Linked DNA regions of Homo sapiens: regions 1, 3 and 4 are each linked to region 2. A link is a loop called in an ENCODE intact Hi-C map of the cell type or tissue named here. Cell type or tissue: HCT116. All regions are shown on one strand. Each heading gives the region's core, and the rest is flanking DNA. Links, peaks and the distances in the headings are about the cores only.

Evidence for each region. Peaks named below come from ENCODE experiments on the same cell type or tissue, not always from the same donor. Only the 100,000 strongest peaks of a DNase experiment are listed, where the experiment ranks them.
Region 1: it touches region 2 in a loop (5-fold over the local background); 23 of 110 quality-filtered maps call a loop at or near these places.
Region 3: it touches region 2 in a loop (14-fold over the local background); 5 of 110 quality-filtered maps call a loop at or near these places.
Region 4: it touches region 2 in a loop (8-fold over the local background); 16 of 110 quality-filtered maps call a loop at or near these places.

The regions. Positions count from the first base shown.
Region 1 is chr1:109,196,269-109,202,762 of GRCh38, reverse strand. ELAPOR1 (endosome-lysosome associated apoptosis and autophagy regulator 1) reads right to left here. Exons shown (of 22, transcript NM_020775.5): 16 at 5,109-5,289; 17 at 4,688-4,784; 18 at 4,089-4,190; 19 at 2,783-2,909; 20 at 2,526-2,704; 21 at 1,863-2,028. Among named protein-coding and RNA genes, the nearest start is that of SARS1, 14 kb to the left of the region's middle. RefSeq lists an enhancer at 4,227-5,426. In HCT116, for the core only: a CTCF peak has its summit at 1,463 (motif pointing left); a DNase peak (open chromatin) is centred at 1,419.
Region 2 is chr1:109,259,676-109,265,773 of GRCh38, reverse strand. CELSR2 (cadherin EGF LAG seven-pass G-type receptor 2) reads right to left here. Exons shown (of 34, transcript NM_001408.3): 3 at 4,510-4,732; 4 at 4,146-4,261; 5 at 3,878-3,966; 6 at 3,330-3,487; 7 at 2,805-2,968; 8 at 2,507-2,632; 9 at 1,997-2,163; 10 at 1,409-1,696; 11 at 1,146-1,320; 12 at 765-906; 13 at 463-583; 14 at 1-39. Among named protein-coding and RNA genes, the nearest start is that of CELSR2, 13 kb to the right of the region's middle. RefSeq lists silencers at 444-630, 2,009-2,058 and enhancers at 1,049-2,031, 4,468-4,967, 5,481-6,029. In HCT116, for the core only: a CTCF peak has its summit at 1,981 (motif pointing left); a DNase peak (open chromatin) is centred at 1,943; H3K27ac peaks cover 881 bases.
Region 3 is chr1:108,824,038-108,831,500 of GRCh38, reverse strand. AKNAD1 (AKNA domain containing 1) reads left to right here. Exons shown (of 16, transcript NM_152763.5): 10 at 851-942; 11 at 4,199-4,296. All of the region lies in intron 2 of LOC105378891 (a long non-coding RNA gene), which reads right to left. Among named protein-coding and RNA genes, the nearest start is that of AKNAD1, 29 kb to the left of the region's middle. In HCT116, for the core only: a CTCF peak has its summit at 3,205 (motif pointing left); a DNase peak (open chromatin) is centred at 3,210.
Region 4 is chr1:109,096,826-109,104,288 of GRCh38, reverse strand. It overlaps TMEM167B (transmembrane protein 167B), which reads right to left. Exons shown (of 3, transcript NM_020141.4): 3 at 7,355-7,463. It also overlaps SCARNA2 and the pseudogene LOC100420092. Among named protein-coding and RNA genes, the nearest start is that of TMEM167B, 9.8 kb to the right of the region's middle. RefSeq lists enhancers at 2,296-3,054, 3,815-4,574, 4,575-5,334. In HCT116, for the core only: a CTCF peak has its summit at 4,233 (motif pointing left); a DNase peak (open chromatin) is centred at 4,178; H3K4me3 peaks cover 1,779 bases; H3K27ac peaks cover 1,507 bases.

The DNA of each region.
Region 1 (6,494 bases), core at 32-2,531, 63 kb after region 2:
ACAATAAAAATCTTTTTCTTTTAGGCGGGGTGTGGTGGCTCATGCCTGTAATCCCAGCACTTGGGAGGCCAAGGCAGGTGGATCACCTGAGGTTAGGAGTTCGAGACCAGCCTGACCAACATGGTGAGACCCTGTCTCTACCGAAAATACAAAAATTAGCCAGGCATGGTGGCAGGCGCCTATAATCGCAACTACCTGGGAGGCTGAGGAAGGAGAATCGCTTGAACCCGGGAACAGAGGTTGCAGTAAGCCAAGATCATGCCACTGCACTCCAGCCTGGGCAACAAGAGCGAAACTCTGTCTCAAAAAAAAAAAAATTTTTTTCTTTTAAAAAAATGTTTTTGGCCAGGCACAGTGGCTCACACCTGTGATCCCAGCACTTTGGGAGGCCAAAGCAGGCAGATCACCTGAGGTCAGGAGTTCAAGACCAGCCTGGCCAACATGGTGAAACCCTGTCTCTACTAAAAATACAAAAAAAAAAAATTAGCCAGGTGTGATGGCAAGCACCTGTAATCCCAGCATCTAGGGAGGCTAAGGCAGGAGAACCACTTGAACCTGGGAGGTGGAGGTTGCAGTGAGCTGAGATCATGCCACTGCACTCCAGCCTGGGAGACAGAGCAACACTCCGTCTCAATAAATAAATAAATAAATACATGTTTTTTAGAGACAGGGTCTCGCTCTGTTGCCCAGGCTGGAGTGCAATGGCACAATCATAGTTCAGTGCAGCCTCCAACTCCTGGGCTCAAGTGATCCTCCCACCTCAGCCTCCCAAGTAGCTGAGACTACTGGCATGCTCCACAACACCCAGCTGATTGTTTTTTATTTTGTAGAGATGGGGTCTTCCTATGTTGTCTAGGCTGATCTTGAACTCCCAGCCTCAAGAGATCCTCCAGCCTGGGCCTCCCAAAGTGCTGGGATTACAGGCATGAGCCAAAAATCTTAAAAATCCCCTGCTTTGCACCTTTGCTGAATTCTAGCAGTCCCAGATAGACTCAAGAGTCCCAGGGTGAACTGTTCTCCCATTCATTTAAAAAAAAAGAAATCGCAGTCTAAGGAGGCCAAGGGAGTCTCCCTAGCAGGTCAGCACAAAGGAAACAAGACTTAGCAATCTAAACACCCAAGCACGGTCCTTTCTTCACCACCTCCCAATACCCTCCTCCCTCTTTCCGCCCTCCCCACCCACTCCTATTGGGATGAACTGGTTCAGAGCAGTAGTCAGGTATGGGCACTGGCAGAGTTGTGCTGCAGAGGACTATAGCCCTGGAGGACCTGCTTGTATGCTGTCTGCTGGCCCCACACCCAGTGACAGTATTGTCTGTATTGCATTTATAAGCTTCATACTCACCCACCCACACAAAGCCAGCCCTCCCAGCTCAGAATTGCTCAGTGGGGAACAGCTGAGACTGAACTATGATTCAGCTCCCAAAGGACTGGACCCAGACACCTGGAAGACAGCACCCCCCACTGGTCAAAGGAGAGCCTGACTTCTATCAGAAGTTGATCCCAGAGATCACCTTTTCCCTTTTCAGTGAAAATAAAAAAAGGAGTAGGGGATGATTCTTACAACATAGATGGTTCAGTACTCCTTCTGGAAGTGAAAAGGCCCAAACAGTTCACTAACTGGAGTGCATGTTGAGAGAGAAGGAGCCTGATCAAGAGCAGCCTTGGGCCCCGGGGGAAAGAGTATTGGTGTAGAAACACAGAAGGAGAAGGCAGGATTTTCAGAGTGGGGAAATGGAATTGTATCGGGCGTGGGGAGCAGGGTGCCCATCCCTGAACGGTACAGGACCATTCAGTGTCTGAGGAGCAGTGTCTCCTCCAGCCCTCCAGGCTGACCTCAGTGCACTGGCCAGGACCCCTACCTTGGAGGTAAATGATTTGATCTTCCCAAAGAGTGACTTCTTGCTGGTAAAGATGAGGTCGTCCTCTACATCCTCGCCTTCCATGATGGCGCAGCTGTCAGCTGCTGGCAGGTCACAGTCCTTGAGAGTAGCATTCATCACCAGCTTGGAGTACTTGTACTCTAGTCTATAAAACAGGAGGATGGGAAAGACAAGATCCCAAAATGTGGGAATAAGGGGGAAAGAGGTAGAGAGGTTAGGCTATGAACAGGTCCTATTCCCATGCCATGGGTAAGGAGACTGAAGCATGGTAAAATGGTGTCAGGGCTGGGGTAATAGAAGGAATCTTAGTTCCCAGTTCAGTGATCTTTGTTCCTTAAGGCTGTCTGTTTCTATGATCTCAAAATTTAATGGAAATATCAAAATCATAATGTCATTCTCTGTACTGTTAATAATAGCAAACTGAGGATACTCTTTGCTTTTGAGAATTTAACATCCATTTATAGACTGCCACGTGGTACCATCCCTGTTCAGGAGTCAGGATAACCAAACCATGCACTGGATAAGTCACAGAGTCTGTAGCCAACTCCAGAGAAAAACCCCATTAATTTATACTTTCAGATATTCTCCCTGATCAATAATCCAACCCTGTCCATCCCCACACTCCAATACCGCAACATGTACTTTTGATTCTTTTTCCAAAAGTAGCAGGTCAAGACGGTGAGCAGGATGGCAGTACAGGTGCCTGCAGAGATGCCCACTTTCAGCCAGAAATCTATGGTTTTGCAGATGGTGACTCTCTGCTCAGGCAGAGAAATGCCACCAGAGCATAGCTTGGGTTCTCGCCACACGTAAGTAGTCTTCTGTTGGGGAGAAAAACAAGGAACTCAGATCTCCCATTCCCTTCTCTCATGGAAGTGCCCGATCAGAGGGAAACCCACCTGGATCCCAGCCACACAGCTGCTGACGATAGCATGGTAGTCAGCCACTGAGCAGAGCGGGCAAGCAGCCGCGCTCTCCCACAGGAAGTGGAAGTTGCAGCCATCACAGGTCCCATCCGAGCACGTTCTAGCAAAGCAGAAAAGAGACCTGAGCTCTCACTCGCTGGAGGGGTGGGGAAGATCTGGTTGGAAGCCTGTTGTCTCATAGCTTGCCTGATTTACCCTCTCCCTGCCCAAACCATTAGCCCTACCAGGATCCTTCCAACTAGTCCTTAACACAGGTTTTGATCTCTGATTTCACTGATAAGAGGCCTTCCTGGCCTCCAGTGGGCTCCCCACCCTCTGCCCGTTTATGTTTTTGCTGACATCTTATGAGAGCTATTGTAAGGTGTCTGAGCTCCAGCATGGCTGTCTCATCAACCCCTTTGAGGTTCCTGTCCTCCCCACAGACTTGTGACATTTTGCAATAGCCACTTTGATGCAGCTTCCTCGGGGTGGGATTGGAGTTGAGGTGGGGTTCAGGAATGAACTTCCGGTATGGATACCTGTTATGTACTTTACTGTGATGTTTACAATGGCAAGAACAGGGATTTGACACTCAGACACCACTACTGGGTCAAGACGCCCTGCTTTGCTCCCCATCTCCCCAGTCAGTTTAGGCGCAGCATATCCAAAACGTCTTCCTCAAGACGCTAGTGCCCGTCAAGATGTTAGCTGCTGTTATGCGGGGAGGGGAGGGGGTGTCCTGTGGTCATATTCATTTAGAAATTTTTGATTTAGTTCACTCAGCTATTAACCTCAGAACTGGGTATTTTCGTTGCAGAGAGATTCCTAGGATCCCTAAACCTTTACTAATCCTCATAATAGCCAGAGATCATGAAACGTCCTAAAGTCTCCTTGTCTCATTTAATCCTCAAAACAACCCGCTGAGGGAATTTAGCATTATGCCCATTTTTACAGATATGGAAAAAAGAGGCCTAAAGAAGGTAAGAAATGCATCCATGATAACATAGCTGGTTAGTGGAGGAGATGATTCAACCTGGCTCTCAGCCGAGCTGTTGGTTACCATGCTACGCAGCTGCTGCCTTAATGGACCAGGAATATGAGAATAGCTTTCACTCTTCCTTCTACCCCATTCTTGCCATATGAAGACTGAGGGTCTGGGGCCATGACTGTGCCCCTAAGCACCCATTAATGGATCTCAAACTCTTTTCTTTTTTGCTCTTTTTCAGTAATCTCTGGATCTCAGGATGGAATGACTTCAAGGGAGATTTTGGCCTTTGTTACATCCCTTTGCAGGGCTTACCCTGGCAGCAGCAAACTTCCAGGGACAGTTTTCTGTGGACTGCACCTGACGCGGATGGTGGTTGATCTCCCAGAACTGCAGGACTGGGTCACATCATTGGACCTGCAGAGAAAGCCAGCCCCCATGAGGGAATGAGTCACTCAGCTGTGTTATTGGACAGCCACCAAGAGAAATCCGCATGGAGCAATTCCCTTGCTGGGGAAGTCAGGACTTGGGCTTTAGCCTGGCACACAGGGAGTGCACAGGCCTTGGTTTATACGTGGAAAGGGTGGGGATCAACAATATGTAGTCAAGGGGGAAATGCCCTGGTTTAGGAAAGTCATGGCTAGCATACACTGGAGCCTGCTTAGGCTGGAAGGGAAGTCCACTGCAGATCATCCAATATTTCTCCTTGCCTCTAGGGCAGATCTGCTCCAGTAATATCCAGGAAGCTGGGATCAGGAACTCCCAGCCCTTAGCTATCATGACTGGGCAGATCTGCTAGACCTCAGACATGTTCTGGCTTGATAAGCAGTAGGTGGCTAGAGAGGGAGGGATGCAGCAGAAATTATGGAGGAGTCCTAGGTTTCACTTGCATTAGCCTAGCCTCTCATCTTCACCTATAAAAGAAGATCACGTCCGGTATTCCCAAGGACTCCAGGTGGAAAAGTTCAGCTGGGGAGGTGATTCCATCCAGAGTCATATCTGTTGTCACCCCTGCCAAATTAGAGCTCCTAATTAGTTCTCACTAGTAGCATTAGCTGGCAACCACTTCAATTCTTCCAATACCTGTCAACATCCAACCTCACTTCATCTCATCACATCCCTGAGTGGCTTATGAAAGGGTGAAACAAGGGTTTGTCAGAGTCCCTGGGAGCACTTTGCACACAGAGTGGAATAGAAAACACAGGTCAAGAGGTTGGGCCCCTCATGTGGGGCCTTTTACCTCCCAGACTGGTAACCTCACACTCTCTTACACATACACACACACACACACACACACACACTCTCAAACAAGGCTGAGGCAGCGGAGTTACTCACCAATAAGTCGATCAGCAAGGCTGACAGGCTGTGAGGAAACCCCGGCCTTGTAGCCTGTCACCTCTGGGGGGATGATGACTGCCTGGCAGACGTAGGCTGTGATAGATTTGGAGAACCCTGACTCACCCTCAGGAATCCGGAGGTCAGTGACATTGTCGGTGCACACAGACATTTTCCTACCCTGGTTGGGGAGTGGGGAGGAAGAAGTAGGAAGAAGTGAGTGGTCACAGAGGAATTCCCAGAAGGGAATAGGGAAGGCTTTTTTACATCTAAATTTTCAGCGTTTCAATGGTATGTTGTAGGGGAATGATTCATCCCAGGTCTAATGACGAGACAGATTTGATTTTTTTGTTTTGTTTTGTCTTTTTGAGACAGAGTCTTGATCTATTGCCCGGGCTGGAGTGCAATGGTGCAATCATAGCTCACTAAAGCCTTGAACTCCTGGGCTCAAGTGATCCTCCTGCCTCAGCCTCCTAAGTAGCTGGAACCGCAGGTTAATTTTTTTTTTTTTTTTTCGTAAAGATAGGGCCTCTCTGTGTTGTTCAGGCTGGTCTTGAACTCCTGGGCTCAAGCAATCTTCCTGCCTCAGTCTCCCAGAGTGTTGGGATTACAGGGGTGAGCCACTGTGCCCAGTCAACATTTTCAATGTTATAAATTTTATTATAAATGGTGCTGGCTGGGTGCAGTGACTCACACCTGTAATCCCAGCACTTCGGAAGGCCGAGGCAGGTGGATCATGAGGTCAAGAGATTGAGACCATCCTGGCCAACGTGGTGAAACCCCGTCTTTACTAAAAACACAAAAATTAGCTGGACGTGCTGGCGCATGCCTGTAGTCCCAGCTACTCGGGAGGCTGAGGCAGGAGAATCGCTTCAACCTGGGAGGCGGAGGTTGCAGTGAGCAGAGATCGTGCCACTGCACTCTAGCCTGGCAAAAGAGTGAGACTCCACCTCAAAAAAAAAAAAAGTGCTAAATCTGGTGTCTCAGCCTTTTTTTTTTTTTCTAGATTGTAGGAAGTAGATGAGCTTGAAAACTGAAGAAAACCTTTACATTACAATAAAATAGAGTTCTTTTGTCTTTGAACTAAGGATCTATCGTGTGGCAGTACATCATAAGCATTTCTAAACAGGAAAGGAGTAGATAAAAAAATACACCATTTCCCCAAATTCCCCACCTTCATTGCTCTCCATAATTCACTGAATGACACTTTTGCTACATGAAGCCTGCTTTAATCAGTCTTATTTCCTAAGTGATCATGACCTGTTACTTCTGAGGCTTCATTTTAACTTCTTCGAAGACTTCTGAAAACAAGATAGAGACACCTATCTCTAATCTTTCATAGATTAGTTTATTTCTTGACATGTTCTCTTTATAAACACCCATCGA
Region 2 (6,098 bases), core at 441-2,940:
GAGGCAGGTGGGGCTGCCTGGGGGCCGGTAGTGGTTCTCCTGAGAAAGGAGGGAAGAACGGTGTCACTGGCCAGGCTCTCTTCCCAGGATGCTCATGGGTCCTTCTCAGCTGTGGCCCCTGTGGAGAGGGTCCCGACCTCAGGTCCCCTCAGGAGCAGTATTCAAAATAATTAACACTAGCAATGCTTTGGAGTTGAGCCCATCAGCGAGATGTCACAGAATCAGAACAGGCTGCAAACCACCACCACACCAGGCCAGAGCTCATGGGTTACACATTGGCCCAGGGTCCCCCTGCGCCTCAGACACACGAAGGTAAGCAGCCAACTGCCCTGCCTGTGAGAGCAAAGGCACAAGGCCCTCAGCTCTACAGGAAGACCCATCCCTACAGCCTGCCCTCTAGGGCCCAGGAGATGTGGACAGAGGCCCAAGTGGCCACAGTGGAGGCTTGCTTGGGGCTGTCACCTTGCAGTGGCACTCGCCGCTTGTCTTGTTGCAGTCTGGGTCAAAGCCTTTGCTGACATCACAGTTGCATGGGCCACATGTGGGATGTCCCCACCAGCCACGGGGACAAGGCTGGTCAATCCTGCAGAGAGGGACCCAGGTAGGCATGAGCTCCCCCTGCCACTCCCACCTAACCTAGGTGAGCCCTATGTGGCCCTTCTGACCCTGGCTGTGGATCAGCCAGGCTTTCGGGGCTCTGAGGGACACACCAGAGAGAAGCAGCAGCCACTGGGACCTGCTGCCACATGCCCTGGTCTGCTTACCTGGTCTCACAGTATGGCCCAAGGTAATTTGGGGGACACTCGCAGGTATAGCCATGGGGGGCACTGGGCTTGCGGGTACACACAGACTGGTGCTCACACGGGTTCAGGTCACACACATTAGTACAGTTGTCACCATAGTAACCTGGGACCAGAAGGACCAGAGAGGCTCATTCCCCCACCCTCCCCTGGCACCATCTTCCATCAAACCCTTCATCTGTTTCTTTCCACATAGCATCCTATCAGCTGGCTATGGCTTTGTTGTGTAGGCAACTAAGACTCAGAGAGGTGGTGTGATGCCCCATGCCCCAGGTCACACAGCAGAGCCAGCATGTGGCCCCAGGCACCTGATAACCTGCCCGTTGCCCTGGATCCTTAGCATACCTGGATCACAGCTGCAGGAATAGCTGTCCCAGTCGTTGCTGCAATAGCTGTTAGCAGGACACGGGTTTGAGTCACAAGGGTCAGGCAGGCTACAGCCTTGCTCCACGTTGATGCTCTCCCCATGGCTGGGATCCAGGCTGTTAACCCCCTCCGGCGTATCGCTCACCCGCACACCCTGGGAGGGACAGGAGCAGTGTTGCCCTCAGTGGAGCGGGGCTGCAGGTGGTGGGGGAGGGGATGGGAGGGCAGGGCAGGACACTCACCTGCAAACAGCCCCGAAAGCCACGGGCCACACCGCCGGCTGGCCCAGGTATTCCGCCCACTGTTATGTTGCTCAGGTGCAGACCATGCAGCCGGGGGCCCAGGTTGCCCTCTGCTCTCTGCTGCCCATAATCGAAGGACAGAATGGCATGGCCGGGCCCCCCGCTGGCTCCCAGTGCCAGCTGTGCATGGTGCCAGTCACCGTCATTGGCCCGGCCTGGCTCCAGACGGAGAGAGGAGGCCTGAAGCCCTGTGCCCTCCACGCTCAGCATCACGTGGCCCTCTCGTAGCTGACACCAGGAGGAAAGAAAACAGGGTCAGCAGACGGCCTTAATCACTGTTCTCCAGCTCACAGTTCCCCTTTCTGGACCATCAAACCCATCCCGCTGCCCAGCTGAGGCCATAGAGAGGAAAGCGTATTTATTTCCCTCAGGCCCAACAGGTGGCAGCATTGACCTTCCCAACGGATCCAGCGGCCTCTATATGTCCCCACCCCTGCCCAGGACCTGCCCAGCCACTTCTGTCCAGCCGCCTAGAGGCTACCAGGGCCCTATGGCCAGGCCAGGGCCAGCCGCCCTTCCATGCATCACCTGTAGGGTGATGGTGCTGCGCCCCCTGGTGATGGCCTGCAGCAGGACACCGTCGGCCTGGCGCGTGCGGAACATGAGGCTGAGGTACCAGGGTTGGGAGATGGGCAGCGAGAGGCCATGCCAGGCCACCAGGCTGCTGCCCAGGAAGTGCTGTGGATTGGCCATTTCTGGGGAGGCAGGAAAAGGCAGACTGTGACGGGTGGAGCCTCAGAGGGCCCTGGGGCTGTGATGCTCAGCGGTGGCGGCTGCACGGGAGGCAGAGCCCACTCCCCTCATCAGCCCCGCCCTCCAAAGTGCGTACCTGCCCTGGGACCGCCCCACGCTGTGCCCAGGCCTGCCTCTGACTGGCCCCTTTGTCTCCTGTGTTGCCCTTTCAGGGCTCTGCCCAGACACGCTTTTCCACCCACAGCCCCGCTCAGCAGAGCCCTGCCCAGTGCCTGCCCCAACCCTGCCAGTTCCCAGACTGTTGATGGCACCCAGGCTGTGGCCTCTAACAGCCGCCCCTCCTACCCTGGGCGCAGCTCTTGCCCCCAAAGCCCAGGGGGCACTCGCAGCTGAACGCGTCCCACTGGTTCACGCAAGTGCCCCCATTGTGGCAAGTGTTGCTGTCACACACGTTCTTCTTGGCAGGGCAGCCTGGAATGGAGAGAAGGCAGCTCAGTGGACCTGAGCTGGGGCTCTAAAGAGAAAGCCTGTGGCAGCAGTTAGAGAGGCCTCTGAGACCCTCCATTCTGGCATCCTCACACCAGGCACAGCCCCTCCTCTCAGCACTGGGATCCCAGCCTGGCTCCACCCCGGGCCCCCATACCAGGCACGGTGCCATTGTTGGCAATGAAGTCAGCCATGTCTATGTGCCGGCTGTCCACCTGCAGGTTCCGCATGCAGCCCACGAACTGCCGCATTCGGACTGGGAAGCTCTCGGGCAGGTCAGGCACCCCGCCTAGTAGCAGGGGCCCCGTCAGATCCAGAGACCTGGGGGAGCAAAGATGGTGGCGGCACAAGGGAGGGCTGGGAGCTTCTGGTCCTCCGCTCGCTCTGCCGCCAGGCCAGAGACACGAACGGCGTAGGCAGGTGTCCAAGAGGCCCTGCAGAGCAGTGCTCAGGAAGGGCGTCACCCCTACCTGGAACTGTTCTTGTCGAACACTCAGCCCCCTCCCCAGACTGCCCCACAGGGCCTTGCTCTGATTCCCCAGTCTTGACCCCATCCCCAGGGCTGAGCAGGGGCTAAGAGAGGCAAAGGGAGAGAGACCCCAAAAGCCCACCCTCTCCACCTTCCCTCCCTGCCTGGCCCTGCCCTCACTTCACCCCATCCCTGGCCCTTTCCCCTGCTCACTTCTTGCTGCCACCCTGGGTGCCCTGGGCAGCACAGGAGTAGTTGCCCAGGACAGATCCGAAGCGCAAGGCCACTCCTGTGTCACAGCCATCCACGGTCACCACAGCCACCTTCTGCTCTGATGGGCCCTGTGGGAGCCCTGTCTGACCCAACAGTGGCTGTGGACAGGAAAGAGCAGAGAAGGGGGACACTGAGTACAGAGCCCACTAGGTTCATGGCCAGCACACACTGGGTGCCTCTGTGTGCACCCACATGCCCAGACACACGTACACACATGCATATACACACACGTGTGCTCACGTGGTTTATGCATGTAACTACCTTCCTCAGTGTCCAAGTTTGCGGCTGCCTAGTGGAACAGAGAGCATCGAGCAGTGCCCAGTGGGGTGGGAATGCCCAGCAAGGTGGCACCTTCCCAGCCGCTCCCTTCCTCTCAGCCAGAAATGCCCTGACCAGCCCACCCAAGCCTGGAGGCAATGCCACTCAGGGCTGGGTAAGCACCTGAGGCAAGAACAGAACCCCCAACCCTCTGTGCCCTCCACACCCACCTTATTGTAGTATTTCAGCTGCACCGTATGCCACTGGCCATCACTGACTCCTCCGGGCACGAATGGGGACACCGTGGTGGTTGACTCCCCTGGGGAAAGGACCAGGTGAGCTGGAATGCCTGACGAGGGCTAGGAATGGCAGGGTTTGGGGTGCCAGTGGCTGGGGCTGGGCCCAGATTTGGCTGATAGAGTATGTGGCTTGGGGTCAGGGGCTGGAAGACTTGGGGCCTTTGGAAGATGGGCAAGGATGGGGGGCAACTGTGATCACCTGCAGAGAAGGTGAGCTGGACCTGCTCCTGGATCACCTCGAGGGCCACAAAGTCATGCTTCTCATTGAAACGCCCATTGTACAACAGCAACCCGTCGCGCTCCTTTGTGGCAAACCTGAACAGGAGTTGGGGATGGGGGCAGGGAATGGGGTACCCACCTGGATGCCAGCACCCCCGCCACCTAACCAGCGCAGGGGAGGGAGATCTGCTGGCAGAACCACAGGCAACTCCAAGAGCAGACCTGGCTCTGCCGGCAGCCTGCTCCACGCTTTCACTGCCTGACCTCTTACTTCAACCACAGAACAGGAGGCACCTCAGATGCCCACCAGGCCCACTCCCCACCCCCAGTGCCCAGCCACTCACGAGAGGGCCAGGGTGAAGTGGAAACGCTGGCGCAGGCCGCGAAAGGTGATGAAGGAGTGGGCGGGGAAGCTGCGCGTGGTCACCTGGCAGTAGGGCTTCTCGAAGTCTCCAGATGGGCAATCGCACTTGAAACCGCCCACCAGCAGGTTGACACAGGTGCCCCCATTCTTGCAGACACCCGGGGTGCAACGGCCTGAGCGAGCACTCACCTCACAGTGCTCACCTGGACAAGAGGAAAGGCAGGTGAGTACCAAGTACCTGAGGACAGGAGGGGAACTGAGACCCCCCACAACCCAGTGATAGCTCCCATGGCCTCCCGTGACCCTCGTAATACTCCCCAAACCTCCCAGGCATCCCCACTTCCTCTCGTGTGCCATCTTCTCTGAGACCTATGGTCCCCAGCCCTTCATGGGCACCCTGTTTGGCTCACTGAGCCGCTCTCGCCACAGCTCCACGCACTGCTCCCCTGCAAGTTCCTCGGAGTCCCCAGCACCTTCCCTACCCCATTTGGGTTTCATAAGCACAGGCCTGCTGGGACACTTGGTTGTAAGGCCCGGATCCCGGGAGCCTTCGATGTCACACTACCAAGCACACCTGGGGGTGTCCTGGCCCCCAAGAGGGTAAATGTGCACAAGCAGATGGGCCTGCAGGACAGCGGGAGGGCTGGGAGCCTCCCTCCTCCCTCCTTCCCACTGGTGCTTTTGTCCCTCTCAGGCACTGAGATCAGTTTCCCTCCCTGGGGATGGGACCAGGCTTCCACTTAGATTTGTCTGGGTTATGGAAGAGTATGAGAGAGAAGCTGGGGAGCCCCCAGGAATGGGGCAGAGGACTCCCACCTTGAGCCCTGCGGTCCAGACTAAGGACCTCTGTGCACCTGGGACATGCTGAGAGTGGGAAACTGAGCCCTGAGAGCAGACAAGAATTCAACAGAGGAGCTGAAAACTCCAACATCAGATGGGAAAATCCACCCTTCTCTCCCTCCCCATTCCCAGATTCTAGAGATAGGTTCTCAGCTCCTGTGCCTAGTGACTGGCTCTTGTTTCCATGGAAACTGTTGTTCGCCTGCTCTAACCCCCCCCCTCCCAACCCCCCCCACCATCCTCCTGGACAAAGACTTCTCTCCCCTCCCCCAAGCCCGTCCCTCCCCTTCCCCCCACCCCTAGCAGCAGCAGAGAGAAGTCAAGTCTGGCAAGTTCTGGGCAGGAAGATGCAGCGGGGAAGGAGTGGGGCCTGCCTATGGCTGCTGGCAGAGCCAGTGGGCATGGCCCTGGAGGACAAGGAGCAGGGCCTGGGCATCTAGGAAGGAAAGGCCCACAGGGAAGGGGAGCAGGGGGTGTCCTGAGAAGACACAGGAGCCTGAAGGGAGGGGTCAGGAGCATAGAGCAGAGACAGTGAGCATCCCAGGGAGCAGGATGTGTAAAGACCTTGGCTGACAGGCCAACAGGGAAGCCGCCTAGCCAGGATCCTCTTTTACCAGCAGCTGGGCGGAGGCGGAGCCATTCTGCCCAGGCCCATACAGGTGCAATGGTTTTCTGGAGCACCCCATCTCAGAACTCAACCCCCTCCAGTTCCCCCAGCTCTTCTGTGTC
Region 3 (7,463 bases), core at 1,938-4,437, 440 kb after region 2:
GCAGAGGAAGGTGTGGTCAAACTGAGCCGTCCACACTGTTGGTGGCTGTGAAATCTGTACAACTTTTGTGGAAAGCAATTTGGCAATATGGGTCATCACACAAACATGTTCGCAACCTTTGGCCCAGACATTTCCTCAGGAAGTAATCCAAGATGTGGAAAAAGCTATGTGTACAATGATGCTTCTGCCATTGTTTATAATGATGGGAAAAGTACATTTATTTTTTACTTACATAAAGGGTAAGACCTTAGTCAAAAATACACAGTGGGTGGTAACAGCCCTCACAGGTCAGTGGAGTAATTGTTTTGTGTTAAAGAGGGACATATAACCAATCATTTAGGCCCCCAGACAGTCCCTAAACCCTGTTTTAATTCATAGTTGAATATATTTATTTAGAAAGGCTTTTAGAGCTCTACTAGCCAGCGGTCAGATTAATAGATCTAAAAATTATGTTCCTAAATCTGTTCATTATCTGGCGAAGCTTGGAGTAATTTGAAACTAAGGGAAAGATAAAAAGGGGAGAGTATTCTGTCATCTGTACACCAGATTTTAAAATCTGTTTAGAGGAGGAAGGAAGCAAGCCAGGGTGGAAACTTCCATTCTTCAGCCCAGGCCATTAGAGGCGCAGCCCCGACTGAGTGACACATCAGAACTAAGGATGGGCTCTTTCTTCTTTCCCTCCTGTCCCCCTGCGCCTCCCTTTCCCCAACTGGAGGAGAGGTTTGGCGAGTCTCTCTGCCTGAGGTGGCAAGTTCAGCCGGACCTCAGCTGCTTGCTGGGCTGTGCGTGTGCAGCCGCGGCGTGAGTCACATCCTCTATCACATCTCCATCTGTGTGCTTTGTGGCGCAGGAGGATCCCAACGGCACTCCAAGAAGGCAGGATTGTGCAGAGATGACGGCACCCAGTCCGAGCTGTGCCTTCTGTCGCAGGCTCCTTGAATGGTGAGGGCTTCTTGTGGCTACATTCCCAGGGTGGATTGGAGTCAGTCCTGGCATAGTAACTCCAGTGAGAGTGGGCGGCAACTAACTGAGGCCACTGGCTGAGTTATAGAGTCACAGATCTCAGGCCTGGGCACAGAGCCCAGCCTCCCTCGCACCCTACAGATCCTCTAGCAGTGGTCCTCAACTGGGGAGACCATCAAAATCACCATGGGAGATTTTACAATCATGCACATGCCTCCATCCCACCTACTGTCTCAGCATCGCCAGCGGTGGGGCTCTGGTAGGAATATTGCTTTTAAATCTCCCCAGGTGATTCCGATAAGCCCCCTTGGTTAAGAATCATGGTTACAGCCCACGGAGGGTGGTCCTGTAGGCTTTTGATCATTGCCCACATGGGGGATTCTTATCCTGTATAACAAACAGCTCCCACCATCCCTACTCTCTCCTTATGATGAGCAAAAGTCTTCTCTGTTGGGTTTCACCTGAGCCCCCCAGTCCCAGGAACAAGCCTCATCCCTCTTCTCAGGGCTGATTTCTTCCCATTCCTAAGGACGAAATCTTCCAGAGCTAACAAGCTGTAAATCATGTAAAATCCTCAGGAGAAATCCTTTGTTTTTGAAACACCCATTGGTGCAACTATTAATCTGTGTCGATTCAGTATCATTTATTTGAAGCTTCTTTCAGGTAGCGAGAGATGTTACCTCTAAGCTCACTGTGGACTCCGGCCAAAGCTCGGCTCATTGACCTTTGGAAGGTCAAGAGTCAGGGAGGCAGCAGGTGTTTAGCAACCACTGTTATATGTACGTAATGGATTCTAATAGAAGCAGATGACAGGGTCTGAAAGACTGAGGCTTCCTGTTAGAAAGCATTCCATTGTGGGAATGGGCACCTGCCTTAAGAGTTCTAATGAGTGTCCACCCCTGAAAAAAGAAACTGCATGAAGCTCGTGCTAAAAATGGTCATGTGTCATTGTGTGTGGGTCATTAAACCACCATGTCAGTCATCAGCTTTGAGCTGCCCTTTAATCCAAGGGGCACTCATGAAGCTTACTCACTGAGTCATCCCAGGCCTACTATTTTTATTTATTGAATTAAAGTCTAATTTTGGATTTTTAAAGGTTTTACTAAGTATAATGAAAGTATTTTGACATTAAAGAACCATTTTTATTAAGCACTCAAGGTACTAAATTTCTCTCTTCTAAATTCCTAGTCTAGACCCTACAGAAGTACATTAAGTACCAAGACAGGGACCAATGTTCCAGACTAAATAATACTTTTTTATGATAGACAAGCTGGAAAGACAAGCACAACCAAGTGTAAAATCAAATCTCACAGTGAATCCACTGCTGGGGAGTGATGAGAAGATACACATGACTTATGAATTAAAATCTTGTAACTTACATAATCCCTGAGGAATTATTGATTGAAGGGAGGACTATATATTCTTTCTGTTAGAAGATTAAATCTCTCTCTGATGGGACTTGTCCTTTATGAAGCTTGCTGAGGTACATACTGTTTTCAGGATATTTGTAAATTGTTTATATATAAGTGGATAAATTACATATGTATAAAATGTAAAATATGCTTATCCCTTTATGTTATTTCTGATGCAAAACTTTGGATTTAAGTGTGTACTTTAGCTGCTTTGTCTTGTTGAAAAACTGTCTTCTCCAGAGGAATTATGTTTGGCCAGAAGATTTGAGTACACAAAGGAGTTTAAAAGCAGAAAAAGTCCTGTGTTGGACTGCATGCACTTGAGTGAGATCCAAGTTTCCCACTTTGGAGAGCAGATGTTCAAATGCCCCAGAGGAGAAGGGTGGAGACAGAAAATGAGGTGTGAGAAAATATGTGACTCAAGAGGACAGCATGTTTTTCCAAGAGGAGGGAAAGAGCCTGGCTTCTCAGCCCCAGCCCCACAAACCCGCAGCCCCATCCCTTCTCCGCCAACAGCAGGCCAGGGCACAGCGCGGCGAGCATGTGTTTGCCCAGCAATGCCTTGGGCTCAAACCCTAGCCCTGGGCAATCTGCCTCATTTATGCCAGGATATCTCGGGCACAGTGCCTTCCATACTAAGAATGAACAACTTTCCCTGGGGGCTATGACTGTATCCCAGGAGCTTAGCAAGAGCTTTGTTCAGAACTGTTATTAATTCGAATTCCTTTGGAGGAGTTGGGATTTCTGAGGAGGAGGGAGGAAGCTGCAGGTGGGCCACAGGAAGGCTCCTGAACAATGTCCATTGCAGTTGCTTCTTTCTGACGCCACCTGGTGGCCATGTGCAACTAAAATCACCTTCACGTGCTCCCTCAGCCTTTAGTCCCACAGACACCCGGCAAAGCCCACTTTGCTGGAGTTGTTGGATGTAATCAGCTTGTACTTCCAGGACCAAAGCTACGTGACCCATTACTGACGTATAGCATAGTTTCTTCCCCTGGTAGGAACTGTTTGTTTGTTTGTTTGTTTGTTTGTTTGTTTTTGAGATGAGGTTTTGCCATGTTGCCCTGGCTGACCTTGAACTCCTAGTCTCAAGCCATCCACCCTCCTTGGCCTCCCAAAGTGCTGGGATTACAGGCATGAGCCACCATACCCAGCCTGGAATGGATTTTGATGCATGAGGAAAACTCCAAATTTTATAATTCCATACTTCAAATGTGTTTTGTGAATGTGTATGTGATGATTAGATATTAACCTCGGCAGAACAAAACATTTATTTTTCATGTCTTGTATACATTTTCTTTTTTTTTTTTTTGAGTAGGAGTCTCGCTCTGTCACCCAGGCTGGAGTGCAGTGGCGCGATCTCGGCTCACTGCAAGCTCCGCCTCCCGGGTTCCCGCCATTCTCCTGCCTCAGCCTCCCGAGTAGCTGGGACTACAGGCACCCACTACGGCGCCCAGCTAATTTTTTGTACTTTTAGTAGAGACAGGGTTTCACCGTGTTAGCCAGGATGGTCTCGATCTCCTGACCTCGTGATCCGCCCGCCTCAGCCTCCCAAAGTGCTGGGATTACAGGCGTGAGCCACCGCGCCTGGCCTGTCTTGTATACATTTTCTTATCAGGCCAAATTGTGCTGGGGTGCAATTTCTTGTAGAAAAGCTCTCAAACAGGCAGGCAGAGGAGAGCTCTGTGTAGAGGATGACAAGCCCCTCCTACACTGTTCCAGGCTCTAATATAACAAAATTTAACGTTTCAACTTTACCAAAACTTTCCCTATCTATTGGAAATGCACTAAAAGTTTACAGGATCTTATGCACCTTTTTTTAGGAAGCAAAACGTGGAGAAAAAGGGCCACGGAAGGATCAACTGTGGAAGATTTTCAATTGTCCTTCATGAAAAGGCACCACACTCAGATTCAACTCCCAGTAAGTTGATGGGCTTGGGCTGGGTGCTCATTTTTCAGTGTCCCTCCCCATGGGGTCTGCTCGCAGTAGGCACCAGCTTGCCATCTGCCACTCCAAGAGCATTTCCCTACACTAGGATGTTGCATGTTGTATTTATTTATTTGCAAAATGTAAAGAATTAATAGGCTGGGCATGGGGGCTCATGCCTGTAATTCCAGCACTTTGGGAGGCTGAGGCGGGTGGATCACTTGAGCTCAGGAGTTCAAGACCAGCCTGGCCAACATGGTGACATTCCATCTGTACAAAAAAAATACAAAAATTAGCCAGGTGTGGTGGCTCACGCCTGTAGTCCCAGCTACTTGGGAGACTAAGGTGGGAAGATTGCTTGAGTCCGGGAGGTTGAGGCTGCAGTGAGCCATGATCATGCCACCGTACTCCAGCCTGGGCGACAGAGTAGGACCCTGTTTCAAAAAAAAAAAAAAAGAAAAAGAAAAGAAAAGAAAAAAAGAATCACTTTCAATAAGATGTGGTTAAGTAGAGTAAAGCATGAACACCTGTTTCTAGCTGAAAATGAAGGACTCCATGGACTCAATCACAAGATGTCATTCAGTCTGTCCATCCTCATCCTTCCCACATGACCCATAACTGTACCTGGTAAGGTTACTGGCTACGTGAGAATTGCTGCTGCTTTGGATATATGCATTTCATAGAAGCAAAGAAAGTTGGAGCTGGGAGGTGCCCCAGTACACGCAATTCAATGGCTTTTAGTCATAAGATCCTTTTTTTCAAAGATAGTTTAAGGAGAGAAACATCTAGCAGAACTGCCCTGGGAGAAGAGGTGGGGCTGGAGGCCTCTGCTCAGGCAGCTTCTGAGCTTAAAAATCACCTCTGAGCCTAACCTACCTACCCAGCTTGTCTCCCCAGCTTATGCACCAGGAAGCTGCACTGGAGAGCTACCCAGGCTTTCTTACATCTGCACTGCCTGTGGCCCAGAGCCATGCCTCCAGCTCTGCCTTCTGTTATGTCACACTTGGTTCTGCACTGGCTTCTCTGTAGATGACACATTTCCAAATAATAATAGGGTTCATTGATTGAAGACGTATTATGCCAGATGGTATAACAAAGTAGGAGTTTTCCAGGTGTAATCGGAGGGTCCCTGGGGTTTCCTGAAACCCTTTCGGGGGGGCCACCAGGTCCTTCCTTTACCAGCCATATAGCTGTGCAACGCTAGTATTACAGGCAACTGATGGAGATGCAGTTATGGAATCCAGTTGCCTTTTATTAAGCCAGATATTCAAGATATTTGCCAAAACGTAAAATGATGCCACTCTTCTCACTAAATTTTTTAGAAATAGTTATTTTCATTAAAAACTGCTATTTTGTTAATATGACATGGATTTATTACTTTTTAAATGCCATAATAAATAAAATTATCTTTTAAACCTCTCAGTTTAAAATTCTAAAAAAAAAGCGCCTTGGAACTGCTCATTTAGTTTTGGGAAATCTAAATGATTTGCACAAGCAAAAAATGACTAGTAATCTATACATTAGTACTTCTCTACCAATCCATCTGCAGTGGACTGAATGTTGAATGCTAGCTGTTCTCCAATGAGGGGGGATTTTCACCTCAGGTATATAAAATGGTATATATTATCATTTTATGGTAGATTAAAACCACAGAAACAAAGGCTGTTTAGGGTCCTCAATTTTAAGAGTGTAAAAGGGTTCTGGAATCAAAAGTTTGAAAACTGTTGCCAGTGTATGTCACATAACTCTCACAACATCCCTGTAATGCAGGAATGATTATCTTTATTTTATAGATAAGGAACTAGAGGCTCAGAGAAATTAAGTGACTTGACAGGACCAAAGAGTGAGTGTGAGTGAGTGTATTAGCTATCTATAGCTGTGTAACAAAGTATCCCAGAACTTAAGGCTGAAAACAACAAACATTTATCATCTTAGAGTTTCTGTGGGTCAGGAATTTGGGAGCACTTTAGCTGGGTGGTTCAGGCTCAGGGTCTCTCATGAGGTTTGGTCAAGTTGTCAGCCAAGGATGCCGTCATCTGAGGGCTTGACTGGGGCTGGAAGATCTGCTTCCAAGATGGCTCACTCACATGAGCATTGGCAGGAGGTCTCAGTTCCCTGACATGTGGGCCTCTCCAATAGGCTGCTTGAGTGTCATTATGACATGGCAGCCAGCTTCCCCCAGAGCAAGTGATCCAAGAGAGAAATACCGAGATGGAAGCTTCAGTGTCTTTCATGGCCTAGGTTTGGAAGTTATATGCCATCACTACCGCTTTATTTTATTTGTTAGAAGTGAGTCACTAAACCCAGCCTATACTCAAGGAGAGAGGAATTAGGCTCTACATTTTAAAGAGTGTCAGTTGGGTGTGGTGGCTTATGTCTGTAATCCCAGCACTTTGGGAGGCTGAACCAGGATTGCTTGAGCCCAGGAGTTCAAGACCAGGCTGGACAACATAGGGACCCAATATTTAAACATAAAAACAAAACAAAACAAAAAAAACACAGAAGGTTGAGGCTTATGATTGAGCCACTGCATTTCAGCCTGGGAGCAACAGAATGAAACCTTGGCTCAAAAAAAATAAAAATAGCACGTTAAAGAATTTGTAAACATATTTTCAACCATCATAGCTAATAAGTAGCAGAGCCAGGCTTCAACCCTGGGCCTTCAAACTCATTCCATTTGCTAATATGAAATGGATTTGTTATTATACAATGAAGTTACTATATATTGTATAATATGTTAAAAGTCAAGATGTCAGCCAGGGATGACTTCACTTTAATGTTAAAAATGAGTCTAACCATGAGTTCAGTAAGGCAAGAAGCATTGGAAGAGGCTTTGTCACTGCAGCATCTGTCCTGCAGCGAGATGTTGCTTGGACATTCAGTCCTGACATGCTCACCCGCCTGGCCCCAGGCTTTCATACTCTGGCCTTACCTGGAGTGCTGTTCCGTCCACAGCCTGCCAGACAGGTTCTAGACCTGCACCAGATACACATGCTGTCTGCTACTAGCTTCTTTGAGGCTAAGAGAGCAAAGTCATGATTCAGGTTCCCTTATAGGCTTATGAATGTCACATAGAAGAAACCCATCTTTCCAGTTGTCTGGATGACAAAATACAAGCTCTTGGCCACAGCAGGGTCTGAGAGAAAGAATGTGGATGTATC
Region 4 (7,463 bases), core at 2,915-5,414, 160 kb after region 2:
AGGGGCGCGGTGGCTAACTTCTGTAATCCCAGCACTTCAGGAGGCCGAGACAGGCAGATCACTTGAGGTCAGGAATTCGAGAACAGCCTGGCCAACATGGCGAAACCCCATCTCTACCAAAAATACAAAAATTAGCCGGGTGTAGTGGAGGGCGCCTGTAATCCCAGCTACTTGGGAGGCTGAGGCAGAATCGCTTGAATCTGGGAGGCGGAGGTTGCAGTGAGCTGAGATTGTGCCACTGCACTCCAACCTAGGTGACAAAGCAGGACTCCGTCTAAAAAAAAAAAACAACCAAGGCTGGACGCGGTGGCTCACGCCTGTAATCCCAGCACTTTGGGAGGCCGAGGCGGATCACGAGGTCAGGAGATCCAGACCATCCCGGCTAACATGGTGAAACCCCGTCTCTACTAAAAATACAAAAAAAAAAAAAAAAAAAAACTAGCCGGGCATAGTGGCGGGCGCCTGTAATCTACTCGGGAGGCTGAGGCAGGAGACTGGCGTGAACCCGGGAGGCAGAGCTTGCAGTGAGCCCAGATCACGCCACTGCACTCCAGCCTGGGCTACTGAGCGAGACTCCGTCTCAAAAAAAAAAAAAAAAAAAAACAACCAAACAAAAATCTACTCAAACCACCCACAAATTCACCATTCCAGATAACTTAATTGGCTGTGTAATCGGCCCCCAAGGCGCCAACATTAATGAGATCCGCCGGATGTCCGGGGCCCAGATCAAAACTGCCAACCCAGTGGAAGGGTCTTGATAGGCAGGGTACCATCAGGGGCTCTGCTGCTAGTGTCAGTCTGGGCCAGTATTTAATCAATGCCAGGCTTTCCTCTGAGAAGGGTACGGAGCGCAGCTAGAATAGTGTAGGTTCCCTCAATAACCCCTTTGTGCTGTTTTCCCATGATCCAACTGTGTAGTTTCTGGTGAGTGATTCCAGCTTTTAAATAATTTGTAAGTGTTCAGTTTCTACACAACATCATCTGCTAAGAATTTTAAAATCACATTCTCTGTTCAGCTGTTAATGCTGGGAACCATTTTTAATTTTATAAGCTTTTCCCTGTTTTTAGTTTTGTTTTGGGCTTTTTGGGTCATGAATTTTATTTGTCGATAAAATATTTAAGAGTGAAATGTTAATAAGTTTCACTTTAGTTCTGTAATATCAAGAATTTAAGAATTGGCTGGGCGCGGTGGCTCATGCCTGTAATCCCAGCACTTTGGGAGGCTGAGACCAGGAGATCACAAGGTCAGGAGTTTGCGACCAGCCAGTTCGATACCAGCCTGGCCAACATGGTGAAACCTTGTCTCTACTAAAAATACAAAAATTAGCTGGGTGTGGTGGCACACGCCTGTAATCCTAGCTACTCGGGAGGCTGAGGCAGGAGAATCGCTTGAACCCGGGAGGTGGAGGTTGCAGTGAGCCGAGACGGAGCCACTGCACTCCAGCCTGGGCGACAGAGTGAGACTGCATCCAAGGGAAAAAAAAAAAAAATTAAGAATTAAAACAAGCCAGGCACAGTGGTTCATGCCTGCAATCCCAACACTTTCGGAGGCTGAGGTAGGTGGATCACCTGATGTCAGGAGTTCCATACCAGTCTAGCCAACATGGTGAAACCCCATCTCTACTAAAAATACCAAAAAATTAGCCGGGTGTGGTGGTGGGCGCCTGTAACTCCAGCTACTTGGGAAGCTGAGGCAGGAGACTCCCTTTAACCCCAGAGGGGGAGGTTGCAGTGAGCTGAGATGGGGCCACTGCACTCCAGACTGGTCAACAGGAGCGAAACTCTGTCTAAAAAAAAAAAAAAGTAAAATAAAAAAAGGAAAAATAATAGAATATCGTGCAATAAATTCCCATTTCTAATTAAGTTTGACAACATAATTGCTGAGCAATTCAGATATGAAAGGGCTTCTTTCAGGCACTCAGGTGGAGGGTCCTTAAGCCAAACTGTTAAGAGTCCCCTTCCAGCCAGGCGCGGTGGCTCACGCCACCCAGCACTTTGGAATTACAATCCCAGCACTTTAGAAGGCTGAAGTGGGTGGATCATCTGAGGTCAGGGGTTCAAGACCAGCCTGGGCAACATGGTGAAACCCCGTTTCTACTAAAAATACAAAATTAGCTGGGCGTGGTGGTGCGTGCCTGTAGTCCCAGCTATTTGGGAGGCTGAGACAGAAGAATTGCTTGAACCCGGGAGGTGGAGGTTGCAGTGAGCCAAGATCGCGCCACTGCACTCCAGCCTGGGCAACAGAGTGAGGCTCCGTCTCTAAATAAATAAATAAATAGAGTCCCCTTCCACCCAGACTTTCCGACCTATTCACATATCTGCTGCCAAGTGGCTATATGAAGTTTCAGATCTCATTATTTAGAGTGGCTTAAGGTGGCAGAGGCATGACTACCTGGATAATCACATTATGGAGGTTGAGATACTAAACATCAAAAAAAGGCATTTGCTTTTAAAAACATGGATTCCTAGACCTCCCTGATAATTCTAATTCAGTATATTCCAGGAGTGTCCCTGGAACATTTCATGTTCTCTTAATGGACATATACATGTATAAGGACATACTAGACAGTGTGTGTATAACCCTTAGCGGCAGATGCTGTACCATGCCGTTAGCCCTGGGGATACAAGTGTTGGTAGCATACAAAAAATGTCAAGCCGGCCGGGCGCCGTAGCTCACGCCTGTAATCCCAGCACTTTGGGAGGCCGAGGTGGGTGGATCACCAGGTCAGGAGATCGAGACCATCCTGGCTAACATGGTGAAACCCCGTCTCTACTAAAAAATACAAAAATTTAGCCGGGCGTGGTGGTGGGCGCCTGTAGTCCCAGCCACTCGGGAGGCTGAGGCAGAATGGCGTGAACCCGGGAGGCGGAGCTTGCAGTGAGCCGAGATCGTGCCACTGCACTCCAGCCTGGGCGACAGAGCAAGACTCCGTCTCAAAAAAAAAAAAAAAAAAAAAGTCAAGCCAAGCCTAAAGAAAAACAAGGAGAGGACTGGCGTTATGGCGTGCACTGATAGTCCCAGCTACTGGGCAGGCTGAGGTAGGAGAATCTCTTGAGCCTGGGAGGTCGAGACTGCAGTGAACTATGATTGCGCCACTGCACTCCAGCCTGAGAAACAGAGTGAGACCGTTTCAAAAAAAAAAAAGAAAGAAAGAAAAACTAAAAAAGGGGCCGGGCGCGGTGGCTCATGCCTGTAATCCCAGCACTTTGGGAAGCCGAGGCGGGCGGATCACTTGAGGCTGGAGTTCGAGACCAGCCTGGCAAAACATGGTGAAACCCCGTCTCTACCAAAAGATACAAAAATTAGCCGAGCGTGGTGACGCGCGCCTGTAGTTCCACCTATTCGGGAGACAGAGATGTGAGGATCGCTTGAGCCAAGGAGGTCGAAGTTGCAGTGAGCCGATATTGCGGTTCTGCACTCCAGTCTGGGCGACAGAGCAAGACCCTGTCTCAAAAAAAAAAAAAAAGGAACAAAAGAAAAAAGAAAAACAAGGAGAAATGGGAAAGTGGGAGGAAAGTATATCAGCGGCCAAAAAGGCCTCCGCGACCTTCCAGCTCCAGGGGGAGGGGCAGCGGCTCATTTACCCTTGGCCACCGCGCTCAGCATCCCCGCCCGCCGCCGCCGTTCACGTGCTCGCCCCTACGCCACCGGCAGCCCGCAGCCCGGTGGCCGTGCCCAGATCAGAATCGCCTCGATAATCAGTGGCCGGGGACAAGCCCGGCCTCGTCTATCTGATCAATTCATCACTTCTGAGCGCCGGGCCCCGCAGGGCCAGCTCCGGGACCTCGGGGACCACAGCGTGGCCGCCGCCTAAGGGGCCTCGCTGCACAGCGCCCCGAGGGGGCTTCGCAGGAGGAGAGCTTTTCATTTCGGGTCGGCCCGGCGGGGCTGGGGTCACGATCCGATCAAATAAGATCAAAGTGTAAGCGGGAGGAGGGGCGCAGGGGTGGGCGCACGCACTCGCCTAACACGCTCCAAGCGCGCACACTCACACACTCACGCGTCCACTCACACTCACCCTGCACGCGCCTCACACGCGACGCCACAGCTCCGCACACAACACCCAGGACCCAGGCCGCTCTCCCTCCCTAAAACAGCGGAAGTCCGCTCCCCCCGCGACTTTTAAGCTCTCCGCCCCCTCCCGCGCCTTGGAGGATTCTGGGAGAAACCACCGAGCACAGGCGGACGAGTCCTGAGGAAGGGGGTGTTCCTCAGAGTGCGCGCGTTGCTGCCCTCGCGTGGCTCGGAGGGGAACATAGGTCCCAGGAAAAGGCAGTACTAATTTCCACCTTACAGAATCGTGGTTTTTTTTTTTTGGAGACCCGTTCTTGCTGTGTCGCCCAGGCTGGAGTGCAGTAGCGCGAACACGGCTCATTGCTCCTAGATCAAGTGATCCTCCCACCTCAGCCTCCTGAGTAGCTGGGACCACAGGCGATGGCCACGGCACTTAGCCTTTTGACCTTTGTATAACTACATAGTTATATACATATCTTTAGTTTTTCTGTGATCGTGACTTTAATTTGTCTTCAATTTCTTTCTTTCTTTTTGAAATGGAGACTCGCTCTGTCGCCCAGGCTGCAGTGCAATGGCACGGTCTCGGCTCACTGCAACCTCTGCCTCCCGGGTTCAAGTAATTCTCCTGCCTCAGCCTCCGGAGTAGCTGGGATTACAGGGGTCCGCCACTATGCCTGGCTAATTTATGTATTTTTAGTAGAGATAGGGTTTCATCATGTTGGCCACGCTGATCTCGAACTGCTGACCTCGTGATCCGCCCGCCTTGGCCTCCCACAGTGCTGGGATCACAGGCGTGAGCCACTGCGCCCGGCCCAATTTCTTTCTTTTTTTTATAGACGGAGTCCAGCTCTGTCACCCAGGCTGGAGTGCAGTGGTGCGATCTCGGTTCACTGCAACCTCCACCTCCTGTGTTCGAGCGATTCTTCTGCCTCAGCCTCCCAAGTAGCTGGGATTACAGACGCCCGCCACCACGCCCGGCTAATTTTTGTATTTTTAGTAGACTTGGGGTTTCACCGTGTTGGCCAGGCTGGTCCTGAACTCTTGACCTCAGGTGATCCGCCCGCCTCAGACTCCCAAAGTGCTGGGATTACAGGTGTGAGCCACCGCGCCCGGCCTTAAATTTTTTTGAGACGGAGTTTCGTTCTTGTTGCCTGGGCTGGAGTGCCATGGCGTGATCTCGGTTCACCGAAACCTCCGCCTCCCGGGTTCAAGCAATTCTCCTGCCTCAGCCTCCCAAGTAGCTGGGATTACAGGCATGTGCCACCACGCCCTGCTAATTTTGTATTTTTAGTAGAGTTAGAGTTTCTCCATGTTGGTCAGGCTGGTCTCGAACCCCCGACCTCAGGTGATCTGCCTGCCTCGGCCTCCCAAAGTGCTGGGATTACAGGCATGAGCCACCGCGCCCAGCCCTTTTTAAATATGATTCAACTTCAGGATATTCATAGGTGAGTGACTTCTTTTCCAAGAAGACATCAATCTCTGGTCATTACCATGGGGAGCATCAGCTTCCCCAGTAGCCCCTTCTCCCTAGGGAGAAGGCAAACATCATTTTACCAAAGGGAAAGGTAAGGAATAGAGTACGTATGTATGTATGTATGTATGTATGTACTTATTTGAGACAGGGTCTTGCTCTGTCTCCTATGCTGGAGTGCAGTGGTACAATCATGACTCACTGCAGCCTCAACCTTCTGGGCTCAATTGATCCTCCCACCTAAGCCTCCCAAGTTGCTGGGACCACAGGTAACACCTGGCTACTTTTTTTCTTTTTTTTTTTTGAGGAGTCTCGCTCTGTGACCCAGGCTGGAGTGCAGTGGTGCCATCTGGACTCACTGCAACCTCCGCTTCCCAGGTTCAAGCGATTCTCCTGTCTCAGCCTCCTGAGTAGCTGGGATTACAGGTGCGTGCCACCATGCCCAGCTAATTTTTTGTATTTTTAGTAGAGACGAGGTTTCACCGTGTTAGCCAGGATGGTCTTGATCTCCTGACCTTGTGGTCCATCAGCCTCAGCCTCCCAAGTGCTGGGATTACAGGCATGAGCCACCGCATCAGGCCCACACCTGGCTACTTTTTAAAACACATTTTTGTAGACAGAGGTCTCACTACGTTGCCCAGTCTGGTCTTAAACTCCTGGGCTCAAGCGATCCTCTTGCCTTGGTTTCCCAAAGTGCTGGGATTATAGACTTAAGCCACTGCACACAGCCAAGAATACTGTATTTAAATCCAAATATTAGGAAGTCAGGATATCTATGAAATGGGTACAGATAGGAAGGCATATTCCTGTCCCCACTTAGAGAGCCCTAAGTCTGCCCACAACTTAATGCTGTGGCACCCAAATTTTTGAGCCTTCATTTATGGTCATATCTATTAAAACATACGTTGACTTCCAAGTTCCAGAATGAGTAGAGTGTAAAATAGCAGTGGTTATATAAGCAGAATTAGCTCCTCTCACATTAGAAAGCATAATTTTAATGGCTCAATTCCTTCTTTTTCCTTTTTCAATGAAATGGGTGTTGGGGGGTAGAAATCAGAAGAATTTTGGAGAGTAGTACAAAATGATTTAAGTTCTAATTTGTACTTGTGCCAGTCTCACCAGGCACTTGAAATAAACAAATAAGGGGGAAAGTACCCATTGTATGTGCCAGAATCCCGCTGGCTCAAGGATTTTTTTTATTTTTTATTTTTTTTTTGAGACGGAGTCTCGCTCTGTCACCTAGCCTGGAGTGCAGTGACACATTCTTTTTTCGTATTTTTAGTAGAGACAGAGTTTCACCATGTTGGGCAGACTGGTCTCGAACACCTAACGTCAAGTGATCCACCCGCTTCAGCCTCCCAAAGTCTGGCTCAAGGATTTTCTAGGTGTCTGGCTGGTTAACTTGTTAACTTCATTTGAATGAAGATGTTTATGACTGTTTAGAGCAGATGATACTTGTATTTTAATAGCAATAGCAGATGGAATGTATTGGGGGTGCTATCTACCTTATTTCATTCATATACCTCAATACTTATTCATTCACATATATATGAATATCTTATTCGTATATATATGAAAACTTACTACATGCATTTATATTTAGTTATATATATCTCAGCATATCATATATACATATATATATCTAGTTATAGATATCTCTAGATATATCTGTCTCAGCTGCCCTAAAGGAGAAAACTAGGCCATCATAGATTCTTAACTATATAATACATTCAATGCTCTCACAATGGGATAACAGGAATGATGGTATTTACTAATGTGAACTAAAAAGGTAGGCTATGAACTGAACCCAGGGGAGGACTGAACAAACTTCAATAAATTCAGCATGTGACAAATAAATTGACAAAGACTGTAGGGAAAAAAAGGTTTATTTTCAAGGATTTGTGCAGACAATGGTGAATAAAAAATTGTATTTCAACTATAAAAAGGAGCTGACTTCATTCCACCCTGGCCTACAGG